2 separate regions of the Homo sapiens genome follow, and region 2 is linked to region 1. A link is a contact called in ENCODE Hi-C or POLR2A ChIA-PET data. All regions are on one chromosome and are shown on one strand. The core of a region is the stretch at or near the end of the contact, and the rest is flanking DNA. Distances in the headings are between cores, read along the strand shown. Region 1 overlaps MAP2K5 (mitogen-activated protein kinase kinase 5). Region 2 overlaps PIAS1 (protein inhibitor of activated STAT 1).

What was found. Hi-C counts contacts between places; a loop is a spot of excess contacts on that map. ChIA-PET counts read pairs that join two places held with the same protein, here RNA polymerase II (POLR2A). Pooled maps may share reads with other maps.
Region 2: a map with no recorded cell type shows a loop between it and region 1 (4-fold over the local background). The contact joins two enhancer-like sites. A Hi-C loop is called at or near these places in 1 of 37 single-sample maps with no recorded cell type and 2 of 50 pooled maps. POLR2A ChIA-PET finds 5 or more read pairs at or near these places in 1 of 52 experiments (OCI-LY7).

What each region holds. Positions count from the first base shown.
Region 1 is chr15:67,781,356-67,787,552 of GRCh38, forward strand. All of the region lies in intron 21 of MAP2K5 (mitogen-activated protein kinase kinase 5), which reads left to right. Among named protein-coding and RNA genes, the nearest start is that of SKOR1, 41 kb to the right of the region's middle. RefSeq lists an enhancer at 562-1,397. Within about 2 kb of position 2,941, at least 5 of the 41 ENCODE cell types and tissues checked have a DNase peak (open chromatin) inside an H3K27ac peak, as active enhancers do.
Region 2 is chr15:68,113,220-68,119,571 of GRCh38, forward strand. All of the region lies in intron 2 of PIAS1 (protein inhibitor of activated STAT 1), which reads left to right. Among named protein-coding and RNA genes, the nearest start is that of PIAS1, 62 kb to the left of the region's middle. Within about 2 kb of position 1,297, at least 3 of the 41 ENCODE cell types and tissues checked have a DNase peak (open chromatin) inside an H3K27ac peak, as active enhancers do.

The sequences.
Region 1 (6,197 bases), core at 1,691-4,190:
TTTTAATTTGTAGCAGTTTTGAGAGAGACCTTTGGGGATTGTGAGTCTTGTGGTTTCGGATACAGAGTTATTTGGGGGGCCAAATCTGCCTGCAGATAATTTGAGGTTCACTTGGCCATTTAGAGACTGCAGAAAGGCAGTAGAGACATTTGGGCCTACCGTCCTCTATTTAATTTTCAAGATTAGAATTAAACGTTAGGCCTTGGTCTACCGAGAGACATTTGCTGGAGTGTGGACTAGTTTCTTTCCAGTATCGTGGTTTACCGTTTCTCTGGTCTCTTCATATAAATGGTCACTGATTCTGAAGTAGGAGAATAGGTACCATTCATTTATTTGTGCAAAAGTTCCCTTGACACAAATGAAAATGGAATTTTCAAATGTAACCCGATTGACTCTTAATTGTTAGCCTGTGTGTGTCTTAGCTTCCTCAGAAGGCTTCTGAATGGCCTGCATCTCTTTCTAAATTTGAGGGGGAGGGGGATTCAATTAATAGCAGGACTTTCTAATTGTGGGATTGGTGTGGCATTGACAAAAATTTGTATAAATAGGGTACATTTTTTCCACTTAAGAGGGCTGTGCTGAAACATTTTTAATTGGATTTTCATGGTGATTGACAGCATTTGATTATGACAGTAACTTTATTTGGCTGGACTGCTTTAGCCTCTTGTTCAGATTTTTCCATCAAAGCTCTTTTTTAATCCTCTGAATCCCCAGTGGAGCAGCAGTCATTGTGGAAGAGCCTTTTAGCACCTTTGTTGTAGCCATCCCTGGTGATGATTGGGCCCAGCTGGTAGTAGATAAGAAAATGTTCCTTTCACAAAGAGGCAGTGTCTCCCGCCTCTGCGGTTTCAATAATTTTAAGAGCCCCCAAAACCTGTTGAGGATTAGAAGTAGCTTTAGATGTGAAATGAGTGTTAAGTATTAGTAATCGGGAGATTAGGGCCCCAGGGACAATGAGAGATAAACAACTGCAATTAAGGCAAATCTGCCGATGTAAACAAAATTTAGCAGAAACAGATGCCCTAACCATTTTGGGGGATTGATTTGAGGGCACCGAGGAATCGATTTTTGTCTTGTTTACACTTTCAAACCCCTGTGATATACTGGAAGGCTAAATATTTCATACAGCCTGATTTTAGTTAATTTTTTTTTCAGCGCCTCACAGTAGGCGCCTCTCTTCTCACAGTGACCAGGCCTGAGTTTATTCAGCATTCACAGGGAGCAGCTAATTGTCTATGAAGGGCCCCCGTGTTTAAACGGGCTTGACAGGAATTTAAATTTTGTTTCAATCAACCCCTGTGCTCACAGCCTGCTCCAGTTTCTAATTTTTAAATTAAACATGACTTTTTTTTTAAGCCACAGCTTTGCCTCTGGAATACTCTCGCTCTAACTCTGGGGAAGGCAGATCGGCAACCCTGGAATGCTGGTTTATGCAGGGCCTGTGGCACCAGCTCTGGACTGGAAAGTCCCTTCTCCAAAACAAGCTTTCCTCCCGTCAGGGAGGTCAGCAGAGCTTCGGCTGGGCGCTGTCTCCTTCCTGCCTTCAGAAACGGCCCCCTTTTCAGCTCTCCTGTGCAGGCAGCAGTGCTGCATCATCTGGAAAGTGGGTTAAGCACCGAAGGAAGGTGTAAGGATGGCTTTTAGGGGACTGGCTGAATTATAACCCACTGCACGTCTGGTGCAGATTTGTATTGCAGAAGCCTTTTCTACTGTTGTGAGACATGGAGAGAAGCCGATGTGGGAATCACAGATGTGCATTTCAGTCTGCACTCGCCATTTTTATGTCTTAGCATCTGCTCTGTGCCCAGCATCCTGCCTGACACCGAGGAGGCAGCATGTCAGCCCCAAGTCCTGACCCCCCAGCCAGCTCACAGTCCAGTGAGGAAGGTGAGGGTAGACACAGCCAAGCACAGGATAGAATGTGAGAATTGCCAGAGACCCCCGCTCACCTTCTCCTCCCACCCTCACCTACCCCTTCACCTCAGGCCACTCCTGTGGAGTCCTGTGCTCCAAACTTCTGGCAGTCCCCAGATGCGTGAGGCATCCTCACACAGTCATGTCTTTGCTTGTGCTGTTTTCTCACCGCCAGATGGTGAACTTCTCCACCTCCGAAACCCAACTGGCACAACCTCTGTGAAGCTTTGCTAAGCGTGCTTCAGTTGGGTTGAGGACTTCCTTTTGCCTGTCACCCTTCACCCTGGCTAATACTTCTGTTAGTGCACTCGTCACGCTTTGTGGCAGTAACTTGTGGTAACAGTCAATAAAAGAGACCACAACCCCTCGAGGAAGAGATCATGTCTTATCTTTGTATCCTTAGCATCTAGCCCAGTCTCCAGCCTGAGTAGAATGCTCAAATATATGGTCATTGAATTTAAATGATATGAATTTAACAAGTGAAATGAATTTCTGCTAGGGGTATCTGGGGAGGCTTTGAGAATGGAGTGACAGGTGAGCTGGGACCCACGGACATTTGGGTATTTATGTGAGTATATTACTTTTCTGCACACAGATGTGAAAGGCAGCTTATATCATAAGTAAAAGTACCAGAGCCTCTAATAGCCACACTAGCCAGTATTCATACTACAATTTATTTTCTCTAAACAAACTTGAAGAGATTGAAGTAACAATTGCACCTAACTTGGGGCTGAAGATGAATCCAGAAAGGATCCTGTTTTATAATCTTTAAAAAATTGATTTATTATATAGAGAGAAATGGATCTAAACATAAAACATTTTAAACACTTAAGTTAGAGCATTCTTTCATCTAAGTTATCTCATTTGACCTTCACATGAACACTATAAGGATTATTCTTATTCCCATTTTACTGATGCATAAACTGGGTCTCAGAGAGGTTAATTTCCTTGCCTAGAGTCACACAGCCAGGAAAAACACAGGACTGTCCTACTGCACAACATCAAAGCTACACCCGTTGTTGCATAGTAGGCAGAGGATTGTTATTGTGGTTTAGAGAATTTCCGCTAAGTCAAACTATTTCTTGCAGTTAGAAAAATAAAGCTAAATACAAATACAGGACCACACAAACAAACTTGTAGGATTTCAGCAGAGTGTGCTTGTGAAGCCAATGCCCCTGTAGGATGCTTTGCTCAACTCCCTCCCTATGGTCCCTTCCACCTTGATGCCACAGGCTGCATCTGCAGGGCCGTGGTCGAGGCAGAGAGCAGATGGCTGCACACACTCTCCACCCATCCCCAGGTGGCAGGGTGGCCTGGTTGAAGCCTGAGCCTCAGTAGAGACAAAACACAAAAGAGGAAGTAATTACCAACAGTTTGCACCTGGTCTGTTAGTTGGTTATCTGAGGGGAAGCTGTGAGAATTTATGTAATCATTGTTTCTTTGGTTTTGGCAAAAACTGAGGGCAGAGTGTGTCCTGACAGCTGTCTGGTCACAAACCTTTCTGCCTTTCCACTTCTGCCATCATGGGTATAGAAATGGGCAACTTCCAAGAGATGATGTTCCTCAAGTTTGGGAGAAATTACCTTTAACTCAACAAACTTTTTACTGAGCACATTCGTGTTTAGCTGAACTCGGAGTATGGGCTGTGCACCAGTGGTAGTATCTGAACTGTTTGTTGTTTTTTCCCTGAGACAGGGTCTTACTGTGTCACCTAGGCTGGAGTGCAGTGACACGATCTTGGCTCAGTGCAGCCTCAATCTCCCAGGCTCAGGTGATCCTCCTACCTCAGCACCCGCCCTTCCTTGAGTAGCTGAGACTACACATGAACAACACTATGGCTAATTTTTGTATTTTCAGTAGAGACGGGGTTTCCCCATGTTGCCCAGGCTGGTCTCAAACTCCTGACCTCAAGTGATCCGCCTGCCTGGGCCTCTCAGAGTGCTGGGATTACAGGTGTGAGCCACCGTGCCCGGCCCCGAACTGTTTCTTAAACACAGGAAGATAAGGAATTTGTGCCAGGATATAAATCAAGCCTGTCTGAAAGCATTCTGTTTAGTTCAGTTCAGCTTTTTGGAGCAAAACGTTGTGAGCGAAGAAAGCTGTTTGCGGTTCACATTGCAGCATGGCTACTTGTATCATTGCAGGCCAGCAGCAAGCAGTTCACAGGACGACTACTTGAGTGGCACAGCTGTAGGGAATACAGAGGGCTATCAGACACTAATCCAGCAAACACAAATCCATCATACATGCAAACAAAGTAGTCAGGTCACACAAACAGGAAGCCAAACAATCGGGGTCCATCTTGAAGGGAGAGGGGAAACAGCAAGGAGAAGACAACCCACAGATGTCCACACCAACACAGGTGCTGGAGGTGTGGAGGCAGCAGGGGACCTGGCATGGAGCCATGACCTCGCTCATCCTATGACCTTGATGGAAGGAGGGGAAAGGTAGAAGGGTTTGTGATCTGACAACTGGCAGGATGTGTTGTGCGTAAAGCCTGGAGAGGCTAAGGATGGTCTTTCAAAGCTTGCAAATCAGTCTATCGTGTGAATGTGAGCCAAGAAGCAACCTGGGAAACTGGAAAGAGATTGAATTGGATGTCAGAAAATATAGCTTCAAGTACAGGCACTACCTCTAGGAAACTGGGCAGGCAACAGCTGTTTACTTAGCCCATCTGAGCCTGAGCTGCTTCATCTGTAAAATGGGGTAATGATACCAACTTCACAGGGGGCTTTTAGCTGTTAGGTTGTTTTTTTTTTTTTAACTTACAGAAGATGGAGGTTATGAAAGTGTTTGTAAACTATGAAGTGCGAGACATACATGGGGCACGAGGTCATTCAGCCTCTTTGGGTCATGATTTTCTCATCTGTCTGATGTTCCTGGGTATTTCCAGCTTGTTGCCTCTTGGAAGATACATGTGTTTAGGGAAGTTTAATGTGACTTAGAATAAATTATATGTATGTCGGATGTTTGCAATTGGTGTACACTGAATTGGTAGTCTCTTGGGGTGGTCTCTGTGGTTGAAAATCCAAACAAGATGAAGCACATTCCTCCCCACTCACTGGAAGCCATAACTTTTCATGTCTGTCCTTTATTATTGGTAAAATGTAATGAGCATCTTGTTGGAGGGAATTATTGTAAACCAGTTAATCAACAAGTATTTGTTGTCCAGGTCTGTGAGGTGCCATGATGGGTTCAGAAAGAATATAAGAAAGACCTATGTCTCAGGAGCAGACTAGACATGCCCATTGGCAACATTTAGAGAAGGTAGATGAGTGCCAAGCTGCTGGCTTGGGTGGTGCGGGAGCTCGGAACAGTGGCCGAGGGGCCGTAGTAGTCAGTGAGGATGCCTGGCTCGGGCCTGAGTACAGAACTTGGAAAGTGGTGGTACAACAGAAAGCCAGCTTCTCCCCTCCCTCTCCCTTCCTCTCCTAGCTGTCCATCCTGCAACATGTTACTGAACGCTCTCCACCTCTAGTTGCTTATCTACAAAAATAGAGTATCGCAAAGCATGAAATTTAAGTGAGATAAAAATGTTAGACACTTAGCACAGTGTCTGGCATAAAATAAGTGTTCAATAAATGGTAACCATTTTTATCGTCATTGTCATCATCATCACTGCTAATAACAAGAGGGAAGACATTCCAGGGAGAGAAAATGGCACAGGCTGAGACCGGAGGGAACAAGGACAGTGAAGAACCCACCCTAGCCAAAGCAAAAAAGACCCTTGGAAATGATGGGGTAAAGTTAGCTGCATGGGGCCAGTGTGATCTGGAAGGGCTGTGCACACCAGAGAGTAGTGGGGCAGTTGGACGCACTTGTTGGTTCTTAAGCAGGGAAGTGGCTGTTCAATGATAGATAGGCAGGCAGGGCGGACAACAGGACTGATTCCGCCTGCCCCTGGTGGGCCAGACCCTCTGGCTGAAGCTGATTCGTGCATAGGAATGTCCTAACCCTTTGGCTGTTTCTCAAATTTTGCGAAGGTCTCTAGCCAAAAGGATGGGAAACCGAGTTCAGCGCTTGTAGCTGTTTGGCAGCATGTCACTTGTCTCTCTTTCTGCATCTTCTTTTCTGTGTCCTTTCTGTCACTATCAGGGAAAATCATTAGTATGCTAATCTAGCTAGCCGTCATTTTAACACTGACCTTTGCTAACCTGCCTTTGCAATTTCAGGAACTATGTTTGACTTCTCTAAAAGTAACCTTAAATTGTAGTCTTGTAAGAATTCCAGAGCTGTATCCTTCACTCCTTCTTCTAATGAGGTTATGACCAAATGCTCATTAT
Region 2 (6,352 bases), core at 47-2,546, 330 kb after region 1:
TATCAATGTATGTATAGGAAAATGCCTAGAAGATTGTATACCAAAATGTTTTTCAGCTGCTGTCAAGTAGTACAATTTTAGATGTTCTTTTAAAACTTGGAATGCTTGCATTAACAACAACAAAAAAAGAAAATGAAAGTTTTGCAAAAGAAAGAAAATCAATATCCCAATTATAGTCTGCTTACTTTTTCTGGTTTTACATTCAAACATTGATCATTAGACTTGGTTCATAGCTGGCTGGCTTGAACTGACCCAGTCCTGTTTCATAACCCTGCTGGACTTAAAACAGCCTAATGGTCTGCCAGCTGTGAGAGAATAGATGAGCCAGATAAAGTGTATTTACCATACTTTTAACTCCTGAGCTGCTTGGGAGTCTTTATAGACTCCTTTGATTAAGTCTACCAGGAGACCAGCTACTAACTCAGTAAACTAATCTGAGGAATAATGTAAAGTTAGAATAACTAGGATAGGTAGAGTTAAACTCCAGAGAAAAAAGGTGATGAAAAGTATAAGGCAAGCTTATTAAGGATGGGCTTATTAGGAACCTGATAAAAGGATGTGATAAAAATGAAATCAAAGGGTTTTACAGTGCTAAAGTTTAATAGTATTACATGTTGGAATTGTTTCCTGTTTCTTAGTATAGGTAATTTCTGTATGAATGGAAAATTCATGTGTAATTTTTGTTGTACTCCAAAGAACTTTAGCCACAATTTATTGTGAAATATTTGCAACCTTGAAAATTCAGAAATCTAGCAATAGGATCTCTCTCTGTCTCTCTCTTGCTCTAGCAAACGACTGCATATATTTCATACACACACACACACACACACACACACACACACTTATATACATGTATAGTATATTGGTTTTGTATAAGGTATAAAAAGCAAATTATTATAAAAACAATACATATGCTCAATGTGAAGAATTTTGTAAATAAAAGTTACAAAGGAGTCAATTTTTGCTGCCTTTTTCAATCTTTCAACGCATAATATGTAAATTTGCTTATTTATGCTCTATACTTCATGTTTATATCTTGTCTTTTTCACTTAATATTTTATGACTGTATTCTCATATCATTAAGTATTCTTTCCTTTAAAAATTCCCATTTAAAGATAGTCAAAGCAATATGAATTTGTTAATGATTTAGTATATGAATTGGAGAAAACATATTTTCTGCAGTCTTCTTTCTTAATGGGAGCTGACAGCCTAATGATGAAACTATATCATTCCAGCTATATTTTAAAAAATTACATAGTTGTCAAGTTTTTGTTTGACTAAGTCAGAGGGTTCATTAAAGATTGTAAGGCTGACATTCGTAGATAGGAACTTTAGTTTCACTTTCCCTAAGACAGCAAGAAATATTCTATAACAGAAAGATGACTATTTTTAGCTTTTCTTTCTGCTGGTGAGGTGGAATAGCAAATATTTTTAGAGCAATTGAAAGTACAGCCTCTTAGATTAGCTCAGTGTTTCTATCATCAGAATCTCAATTATTTTATGTATCTAGATTTTTTTTTTACTTCCAATGTTTTGAGTTTATGTAAATTGCAACATGATTCGTCTTTTTATTTTTGATCTAGTTCGTTTCTCTGTGGAACAATATAAAAGATGAAATTTCTAAAACCTTAACTTTTCTTTCTGCACTTTTTATGTATTTTGAGTTGTAATTATATTCTGCTTATTGTGGGCAGTTCTCTTCTTTCTTGGAGATGAAACTTTGATAATTAATACTTACGGGGAGATGGTGTTACAAATCTTCTCTCATAATAGGCTCTTAATATTCACAAGAGAGATCCCCCATGACCATTGTAAGTACCCTTAATTATGAACACCACTAGAACATTTCATCTTTCCCCAAAACGATGCCATAGGATAAGTGAAAATTTGAGGGACTTCTGTTTTTACCCTTAATGAAGGACATCTTGGTTGCTTCCAGGTTTTGGCAGTATAAATAAAGGTGCTGTAAGCATCCATGTGGAGGGCTTTATGTGGACATATGTTTTCAGCTCCTTTAGGTAAATACTAAGGAGTGTGATTGTGGGACTATATGGTAAGAGTATGTTTAGCTTTGTAAGAAACTGTCAAACTCTCTTCCACAGTACATGGTGCTATACTGTAAATGGTATTTTTTTTATTTCAGTTTCTGATTGTTTGCTGTTATTATATGGAAATACGACTGGTTTTTGTATAGCATCTTCACCTTGCTAAATTCGATTGTTCTAGAAGCGTTTTGTAGATTCTATTGAATTTTCTACATAGGTCATATTTTCTATGAATAGACAGTTTTACTCTTTTCCAGTCTTGATGCATTTTTCTTGCTTTATTGTGCTGGCAAGAACCTTCAGTATAATGTTGAATAGAAATGGTAAGAGTGGATGTCACTGCCTCATTCCTAATTTTTGAGGGAAAACATTGATTCTTTCACGTCTCAGTAAAGTGTTTCCTGTAAATTTTCATAGCTGTCTATTATCGATTTGAAGATGTTTACTTCTATTCCTGGTTTCTGGAGAGTGTTTATTAGGAATGGTTGTTGGGTTTTTGTCAAATGCGTTTTCCTCATCTATTGAGCTGTTAATATGGTGTTTCTTTTTTAGTGCGTTAATATGGTGACTTGATTTTTGAATGGTGAACCAGCCTTGTATTTTTGCAACAAATCTCCCTTAGTTATGATAAATTATTGTTTTTCCATATGGTTGGATTTTATTTGCTAAAGTTTTATTAAGAGTGTTTGCATTTATGTTCATGACAGGTAAATGGTTGGTAATTTTTTGTCTAATAAGGTCTTGGTCTCATTTTGGTACCAAAGTAGTACTGGCTTCATAGAATGAGTTAAGCATTTCTTTCTTTTCCATTTTTTTTTGGCGAGGATGGGGAAGAGTTTGTGTAGAATCAATATTTTTTCTTGTCAGGTAGAATTCTTCAGTGTTTTGAAAACATTTATGTAGGGTTGGTATTATTTTTTTCTTAAGTATTTGGTAGAAGTCCCCCGAGAATACACATGGGCCTAGAGTTTTCTTTCAGAGAAGTTATCAAATTACAAATTCAGATTCTTGTAGGGCTATTCAGGTTATCTTTTTTCTTAAGTAAACTTTGGTAGTTTTTTGTCTTAAGACATTTGTCCATTCTTGCTGAGTTATAAGTTTTTGTCATAAAGGTACGCCAAATATTAATAATATTCTCTTCACATCCATAGAATATGTAGTGATATAACCTCTTATTCCTGATATCGACAATCTATGTCTTTTCTTCTTTGTTCTCTTGATTAGTCTTGCTAGAGATTTCATTTTGATTTTCAAGAAGAAACCAGCTTTTGGTGTCACTGATTTTTCTATATTTTTGTTTTTCAATTTGATTATTTTCTGCTCTGATCTTTATTATTTTCTTTCTCCTGATTCCTTTGGGTTTCATTTCTCTTCTCTTTTTTTAGTTTCTTAAGGTATAAACTGAAACCATTGATTTAAGACCTTTTTTTTCTAATATAGGCATTTTAGAGCTGTAAATTTCTCTCTAAATACTGCTTTAGCTGTATCCCACAACTTGTGATATTTTTTGTTTTCATTTTCATTCAGTTCAAAATATTTTGTAGTTTTCCTTTTGATATCTTTGACCCAGGGGTTATTTAGAAGTGTAATAGTTCCCAAATATTTGGGCATTTTCCTGATATAGTTCTTGTTTTTTAAACTAACACATAAAAATTGTACATATTTATGGCGTACAATGTGATGTTTCAGTACATGTATAAATTGTGTAGTGTTCAGGTCAGAATAATTTGCATGAGGCCTTAAACATTCATTGTCTGTTTGTGATGAGGACATTGAAAAACCTCCCTTCTAGCGTTTTTTTGTTGTTGTTTTTGTTTTTTTGTTGCTGTTTCGTTTCTTGAGACAAAGTCTCATTCTGTCTTGCCCAGGCTGGAGTACAGTGGCATGATACTGTTTCACTGCAGCCTCTGCCTCCCGGGTTCAAGTATTTCTCCTCCCTCAGCCTCCCGAGTAGCTGGGACTACAGGTGTGCGCCACCACACCTGGCTAATTTGTATTTTTAGTAGAGTTGGGGTTTCACCATGTTGGCCAGGCTGGTCTCGAACTCCTGACCTCAGGTGATCCACCTGCCTTGGCCTCCCAGAGTGCTGGGATTACAGGTGTGAGCTGCCATGCCTGGCCCCTTCTTGCTATTTTGAAATATGCAATACATTATTGTTAACTCTAGTTATGCTACCATGCGTTAGAACACGAGAATTTATCTATCTAACTGTAGCTTTGTACTTGTGGACCAATCTCTGCCTATTTCTCTTCCCTCTGTCCTCCCCAGAGTTCTCGTACCCCTATTCTATTCTCTACTTCTGTGAGAACAGCCTTTCAGATTCCACATGTGGATGAAATCGTGAGATATTTGTCTTACTATGCATGGCCTATTTCACTTAATGTCTTCCAGGTTTATCCGTGTTGCCACAAAAGACAGGATTTTATTCTTTTTGTGGCTGAATAGTATTCTATCATGTCTCCATACCACATTTTCTTCATCCATTCGTCTCTCTGTGGACATTTAGGTTGATTTCATATCTTGCGATTGTGAGTAGTGCCACAATAAACATAGTTCAGATATCTTTTTCACATGCTGATTTCATTTCCTTTGGGTGTATATCCAGTAGTGGGATTGCTAGATCATATGGTAGTTCTATTTTTAATTTTTTGAGAAACCTCCATACTGTTTTCAGTAATGACTGTACTAATTAACATTCCCACCATCATTATGTTAAGGGTTCCCTGTTCTCCTTATCCTTACCAACACTTGTCTTCTGGTTTTGTGTAGAGTCAGAGTAGGCCAGGTGCAGTGGCTCACGCCTGTAATCCCAGCACTTTGGGAGGCCGAGGAGCGGGGCAGATCACCTGAGGTCAGGAGTTTGGGACCAGCTTGGTCAACATGGTGAAATCCTGCCTCTACAAAAATTAGCCAGATGTGGTGGTGTGCACCTGTAGTCCCAGCTACTCTGGAGGCTAAGACATGAGAATCACTTGAACCTGGGAGGTGAAAGTTGCAGTGAGCCAAGATTGCGCCACTACACCCCAGCCTGGATGACAGAACGAGTGTCTGTCTCAAAAAAAAAAAAAAAATAATAATAAATAAATAAAGAGTCACAGTCTTGCTCTGTCTCCGAGGCTAGAGTGCGGTGGCACAATCATAGCTCACTGCAGCCTTGACCTCCTGGGCTGAAGTGATCCTCCTGCCTTAGCCTCCCAAGTTGCTGAGACTATAGGCATGCACCACCATGCCCTGCTAAGTCTTTTAATTTTTTTCTTTTGGAAATGGGTTGTCACTATGTTCTGCAAGCTGGTCTCTAACTCCTCGCCTCAAGCGATCCTCCCACCTCAGTCTCCTGAGTCACTGGAATTACAAGTGTGATCCACTGTGCCCAGCTGTCTTGATTTTTTGACAGTAGCCATTCTAACTGGAGTGAGGTGATTTCTCACTGTAGTTTTGATTGATTTGCATTTCCCTTATTATTAGTGATGTTGAACATTTTTTCATATATCTGCTAGCCGTATGTATGTCTTCTTTTAAGAAATATCTAAATTCAAAGTGAATTAGAGATTTAAATGTAAGATCGGAAACTATGAAAATAGTAGGAAAAAAACATAGGAGAAAAGCTCTGTGACATTGGTCTAGACAAGGCTTAAACCTTGAAAGCACAGAGAACAAAAGCAACTATAGACACATGGCATTAAATTAAACTAAAAAGCTTCTGCACAGCAAAGGAAACAATCAAGAGAGCACAACAACCTACAGAATGGGAGAATATATTTGCAACCTATACATCTGATAAGGGGTTAATATATAAAGAACTCAAACAACTCAGCAGCAACAAACCAAATAACCCAATTAAAAACTGGGCAGGCCGGGGCATGGTGGCTCACACCTGTAATCCCAGCATTTCGGGAGGCCGAGGTGGGTGGATCACTTGAGGTCAGGAGTTTGAGACCAGCCTGGCCAACATGGTGAAACCCCATCTCTACCAAAAAAAAAAAAAAAAAAAAAAAAAAAGTATATATATATGTACACATACACACACACATACTCCAGACGTGGTGGCGCACACCTGTAATCCCAGCTACTTGGGAGGCTGAGGCAGGAGAATTGCTTGAACCCGGGAGGCTGAGGTTGCAGTGAGCCAAGATCATGCCACTGCACTCCAGCCTGGGCAACAGAGCAAAACTCCATAAAAAAAAAAAGTAAATGGGCAAAAGACCTGAATAGACATTCCTAATATATTTCTGTTATTTAGTTTAATTGAATTCTACTGTGGGACAGTATACTTTGTATGACTTGAATCCTCTTAAGTTAATTGAGA